Linked DNA regions of Mus musculus: region 2 is linked to region 1. A link is a loop called in an ENCODE intact Hi-C map of the cell type or tissue named here. Cell type or tissue: heart. All regions are shown on one strand. Each heading gives the region's core, and the rest is flanking DNA. Links, peaks and the distances in the headings are about the cores only.

Region 1 (2,911 bases), core at 322-2,821:
GTGGGGAAAACTAAGAATATTACCTGCCCAGGCCCATAGCTCAACCTCAGCAATAAAGCTGCTAAAATCCAGGGACGGAACAACTGTCATTCACCTGAGCTGCCTGAATGCGAGATGGCAAAGCACTTAGGAAGAGCTCCCTGGGTAGTAAAGAACTGGGGACTGAGAGTGCAAACACAGTGAGAGAGCTCAGTGGGCAGAGGCACTGGCCAGCAAGTCTGAAAACAGAGTTCCTCCCTGGAACCGACATGGGGAAGAGAACTGACACTCCTGCATTGTTCTTTGACCTCACTATGGCATGTGCACACAGACAGATAAACACAAATACCTAAATGTAATAAAAACGTTAGCAGGAAAATGCAAACACCCATGAGACAGGAAGAAGCCTCACCTCTTAGAATTCCCCCAGTGAGATCTTTAAATCTATTCAGTATTAGGGCAGCACTCAGTAAGACATCAACACAGAGACACAGGAAAGGCATAATGTTTCTAAGGTTTGCAAATTTTATTTCTCTACCAGGAGATCTTGAAACCTAAAGTCGTCCCAGCAGGGAATTCTGCACGCACTCTTAAAAGGTGTGGGCTCCTGTGTGAAGGACCCCACATCGACAGAAGCCTGTGCTCATGAAAAGCCACCACAAAGGCTCCTGTGAAAATGTTCAAAGTTGTCCATGAGACGCTGCCAAGCCTGCCCTGGGCTTTAACCACACAGAGCAGACTGGGGTTCTAAGAATATCCAGAAAGACAAGTTCCAAGCTTTACCATCCCAGAAACTTTCTGTTGCCACACAGTGAAGGTAGGTAGGTAGAGAAAGATGCCAACCTGAGCCCAGCTTCCCTCCTCGTCTTCCTGATGTTACATGGTTAGGAATGCAAAAGAACAAACCGTTAGTGTTTGTAAGCTATGGTAAGGCAAGCAGGCAATCATGGATGGTTGGACACATGAGCATGCTGGGATCGCAGCAGCATGCAGTCTGTGCAGCACCAGCAGCCTGGGGTTTTCATGCAAGAAACACACCCTTTCCATGCCAGCATATCAGTAAGAGGGAAAAGCTGGGTTCCACTATCAGAGTCGGGTGCTAAACTGAGCTCTGTCCCGAGGGCAAATCAATTCTATCTAAATGAGCACATCTGCAGCAACTGTAAGATCCTGGAAAGAAAAAACTAAAGCAAAACAAACTCCAGTTTGTACACTTAGTTGATAACCTAAGAGGGGACATGTCTGTGAAACAACTGAACATTAACACCTTCATTCCCAACAGAAAAGGCCAAAGCCCAAGCTGGTCTGACACAACACGTGCCCTGAGAACGCAGGCTGCAGTGACTAACCGTTTGTGGCGTGGCTGTAAGCGTTTCCATCTCTTCATGTGTCAACCAGACATTTCCTGTGGTCTAAGGTACCCAGTGCACCAGCCATATCCCAGGGCCAGGGAAGCATGACAGAGAGGAGAGGGCACACAAATAAACTTCAGGCACAGGAGCCTGAGGCAAAGGCCACTCTTCACAGAAAAAGATAAAAAGCCACATGAGCCCAGCCCTCCTGCCAGAAGCTATACTCTGGCAGCAACTGCTCAGCAGAGAAGAGCTCACAGCTTCCAGGGCTGGGCTGCTGTGTCTGCCCCTGGGGTACATAAATAAAGAAAACAACACCCATTTTAGACTTCCAGAAATGTTGGCTCTCTCAGAACTCTGCTCACTCTCTTACAACAATCTCACTGGACTGGAGATAGGGCTCAGTGCCAGAGCTGCCTATCAGCGCAAGGCCCTGGGCTTTATCTCCAGTACTTCCTAAAGGAATGCCTCCCATAAGCAACCTCATTCCAACAGCAGCAGAAGGCCCCTCTTCCAGCTGGCAGGTATACACCAAGGAACTAGCCCAGACAGGCCAAAATTAACCATACCATGTCCTGGCTGTCTCCCTGACACAACCAGAGACAGGACCAAAGTCTATATGCTTGTTACTATAAGCTCAAGGGAGGAATCTATGCCTGTGCCTGATAGTGTGGAGGGAACACTTCCAAGCTAAGATGGTGGGAGCTCCCCGTACAAGCACAGCGGAGAAAGACTTTGGAGGGGCCTCAATAAACATGCCTTTCTGACATGAAACTATCAGGGAACAGGAGGGATTGTGGCAACAAATATCATTCTCTGGATAAGAGCTCTGAGCCACAGCTGAAGACAGAATCCAGGGTTCATCCCACAGAGAGCAAAAAAACTTTCCAACACTTTAAAGTAAGTTTGAGTTAGGGTGAGGGTTGCAAAAAGGCATCTCAAAGGTACTTGAGGGCTTCTCCAGAATCACTCAAGGTAGTCAGGAATACAGTCATGTTTGGCTTTCCCCTTTGGTTGATTTTTACAGAGAAAAATTACTGTCCAGTGAGAAGAAAAATACATTCTCTGGTGACCAGGACACTGGGTGGCAGCAGCTATTCCTCACTAGTGACATCCAAAGTGCTCTGCAGAGCTAGTACTCCAGAGAAAATGCAAGCAGCTCACTCCTTACATGCTGCCATGGAGCCCATGCCAGGGCAGAGTTCACAGACTAAGGAGGGCAGGGGCTGGATGCCAGTGAATTTTAATTCAGCAAAGTAAGTCTAAGTGTTCTTCCCTTGTTCTACGGTCCAGCACACCGTTCTGTGACATACGGCAGATAAAGAGGCACAATCCCACCTCTGTGACAGACCAGCCACAGGCCCAGGCCAGCAGCTATCCCTGTCGAGTCAGAGACCCTGGATCCCTACTGTCCTACTGCTGCACTGTGAAGAAGTCACAGGGGAATGTGTAACCTGCTCAGCAAGTTGCTCACTCTGTGTGAATGCAGAGTCCAACTCTGCATGGTCCGGGGTCATCAGGCATGAAAGGCAAAAGGCAGGAAGTGCGAGTATAGATAATAGAGTATACACTCCTCAGTT
Region 2 (2,911 bases), core at 110-2,609, 420 kb after region 1:
GGGATTAAAGGCGTGCGACACCACCACCTGGCTACATTTTATGTCAGTGTGTCATAGACAGGAGGTCATGAGAGGAGAGGAAGGGATCTTAAAGGAGCAGGAGGAAAGCGGAAATAGAATTCACGTGACCTGGAGAAAAAGGAGAGGGGTTAAAGCATTTGTCCAGGTCATGAAGACTGGATCTCAGTACCACTGTCACTGGGTAAGTGTGGCGCCTGCCTGTATCTCCAGCCTCTGAAGGCATAGACAGAGGCTCCCCAGAACAAGCTGGCTAGAGAGGCTGTGCATATTGGTGAGCTCTGGGTGTAAGTGAGACACTGCCTCAAAGAATTAAGTGGAAGACTGTTGGAGGTTCCTGACACCAGCCTCAGGTCTTCATATCCACATGCACACACACACACACACACACTTAAATATAAAAATTCCTTCAATTCCAGCACTCAGGAGGCAGAGGTGGGCGGAGATAAGTTTGAAGTTAGCCTGTTCTGATCTATATAGAGACTGTCAAAAAAAAAAAAATCCTGGTGTGGTGGCATATGGCTTCAATTCCAGTACCAGGGATGCAGATAGAGAGGCAGGAGGATGTCTGTGACTTCGAGGCTTGTCTGGTCAACTCAGTGAGTTTCAGGATAGCTAGGACTACATAGTGAAACCCTGACTCAGAAAACAAAAACAAACAAACCAAAAATTAAAGAGATAACTAAGATGACCCAGGGTTTCTGCATAGGTCTGTGAGGACACAGGCTTCAGTGGCCAGGCCTGCCCACCTTGACCTCAAGGGCTGACACTGCCACCTGACCTACCCCTTCATAAGATTTTGTTCTGGCAGTCCTAGCAGACATTAATAAGCATGTATACTCATCCGTCCTCTCATTTACCCGGTTCAGGAAGGTGGAGGCCTAGAGTGGCCAAGGGGTTTGTGTGCCTCCTGTGGTATGGTGTCACATCTGGAGGCTGGGTGAGGAGGTGGGCAGCGCAGCCTGCAGTGACCAGCATGGGCCAGTCTGGACATCTTGGGTATACTGACATGCCCTGAGCTGAGGGGATCCCAGTGTGTCTGCTGGCTGAGTGTCCAGCTGTGGCGGGCAAGGAATCTCAGGGTGTGTCTTGAGTGATATCAGCCAAATCCCTCCCTAGTTGTAAAAGTAAAGCTCGACTCTTCCACGACCCTTATAGTCGTGGCTAGGGGCAGAAAGAAAGAAATGAGACCTGAATATTTTTGCAGGGAAACCGCGATCGGCGGCGCCTCAGAGCGTCCGAAACGCAAGCGCGCCTCCTGGTGGTCCCTCACCGAACTCGCCGCGCGAGGATGCCTGCGCTTCCAAAAGTGTCCCGTGGGCTCAGAACCTGCAAGCTGAGAGGTGACAGGATGCGGATCCAATAGATGCAAGACATGCTGGACCCTTAGTGCAGTTTGATCTGAGGGTGGCGACTGCTTCTACTCGCCTATAGCTTCAGACAATGCCCAGGCAAACAAAGGTTCTCCGAAGGAACTACTATGTGAAGGGAGCCCACAGGCAGCTAAAGAGTGTTTAGTTCCTTCCCACAACCCCAAGGTGCTATGCATCGAGAATTTGCTGTGGTGGTGGCTCACCTGTCACCACGGCACTCAGGAGATTGACTTGAGATCATTAAGAGTTTAAGGCCAGCCTTGACTACATCGTGAGTTTGAGGCTAGCCTGTGCTACATAAAACCCTGTCTTAAAGGGCAAGCAAAAAAGGGTCTTGGAGGAGACAGCACAGCAACGTTAAGACACTAGCCACTAACCCGGATGTCGTGAGTTGGATTCATGATCTTCACATGGTGGATTGTGTTAGCACAATCCTGCAAATTGTGCTCTGACTTCTACATACATGCCATGGACTGACCCCCCCCCCCTAATAAACTTAAAAAGAATTAAAATAAGCAAACAAGGAAAAAACCCAAACTGACAAAATATTCCCCCCCCCAAAGAAAACGAAAAACAAAAACCCAAAGTAAAATTTATTTACTATTTAGAGTACTTATTCGTACAACCAGAGATAAGGCAGGGATAAATACAGATGCTGACGTCATTTCGCGCACACCAGGCGCCCAGTCAGCAATACAAAAAAGTTCAAAGGCAGTCACCTTGGCTAGCCTTCCCTCTAGAGGCGGAAAAGAGAAGCACCAAGGGTACTTGGGAATTTAGTTGTTCTCAACATGTGGGCTGCAACCCCTTTGTGGGGTCGAACTACTCTTTTACAGGATCATCTGAAAGCCCAGATATTTTCATTAAGATTCATAACATTAGCAAAATCACACTTATGAAGTAACAATGAAAATATTGTTATGGTTTGGGTCACCACAACATAGGAACTGTTTTAAAGGGCAGCAGCATTAGGAAGGTTGAGAGTGGTGGTTCTCAGTCTAGAGGGTTAGCTCCGTGGTGCCGTGTCAATGTTCAGTTATGCTTTCTTTACTGTATCAAAGTGGCAACTTTGTTTTTGTTTTTCGAGACAGGGTTTCTCTGTATAGCCCTGGCTGTCCTGGAACTCACTTTGTAGACCAGGCTGGCCTCGAATTCAGAAATATGCCTTCCTCTGCCTCCCGAGTGCTGGGATTAAAGGTGTACGCCAACATGCCCGGCTAAACTGGCAACTTTGGAGAAATCTAATAGACAGATCCCTGTGGTGTTTTGTTTAATTGGGCTAAGACACTGCTCTTATCACAACAGCTAAGCAGTCCCTCACTTTCCTCCTTCCTCCCTCCCGGTTTTTGTTCTTCTGAGACAGGGTCTCACATAGTCCAGGCAATCCTTAACCATGACCGCTAGCTCCTTACACTCCTGTTTGCACCTGCCAAGTGCTGGGATCACAGGCTTTGACACAACAGACGGCTCTCGCCTTCTTAAACTTGAGAAGCCACGCACTGCCAAGGTTTAAGGGAAGA

What was found. Hi-C counts contacts between places; a loop is a spot of excess contacts. Peaks named below come from ENCODE experiments on the same cell type or tissue, not always from the same donor. Only the 100,000 strongest peaks of a DNase experiment are listed, where the experiment ranks them.
Region 2: it touches region 1 in a loop (2.7-fold over the local background); 3 of 42 quality-filtered maps call a loop at or near these places.

What each region holds. Positions count from the first base shown.
Region 1 is chr7:144,487,869-144,490,779 of GRCm38, forward strand. It overlaps Ppfia1 (protein tyrosine phosphatase, receptor type, f polypeptide (PTPRF), interacting protein (liprin), alpha 1), which reads right to left. Exons shown (of 32, transcript NM_001195086.1): 24 at 1,329-1,391; 25 at 823-849. Among named protein-coding and RNA genes, the nearest start is that of Cttn, 18 kb to the left of the region's middle. In heart, for the core only: no CTCF peak of the experiment used is centred there; a DNase peak (open chromatin) is centred at 1,563; H3K4me3 peaks cover 320 bases; H3K27ac peaks cover 2,500 bases.
Region 2 is chr7:144,905,905-144,908,815 of GRCm38, forward strand. It overlaps Gm39119 (a long non-coding RNA gene), which reads right to left. Exons shown (of 3, transcript XR_870078.2): 2 at 1,210-1,354. Among named protein-coding and RNA genes, the nearest start is that of Gm39119, 3.2 kb to the right of the region's middle. In heart, for the core only: CTCF peaks have their summits at 1,288 (motif pointing left) and 2,144 (motif pointing left); no DNase peak of the experiment used is centred there; H3K4me3 peaks cover 724 bases; H3K27ac peaks cover 640 bases.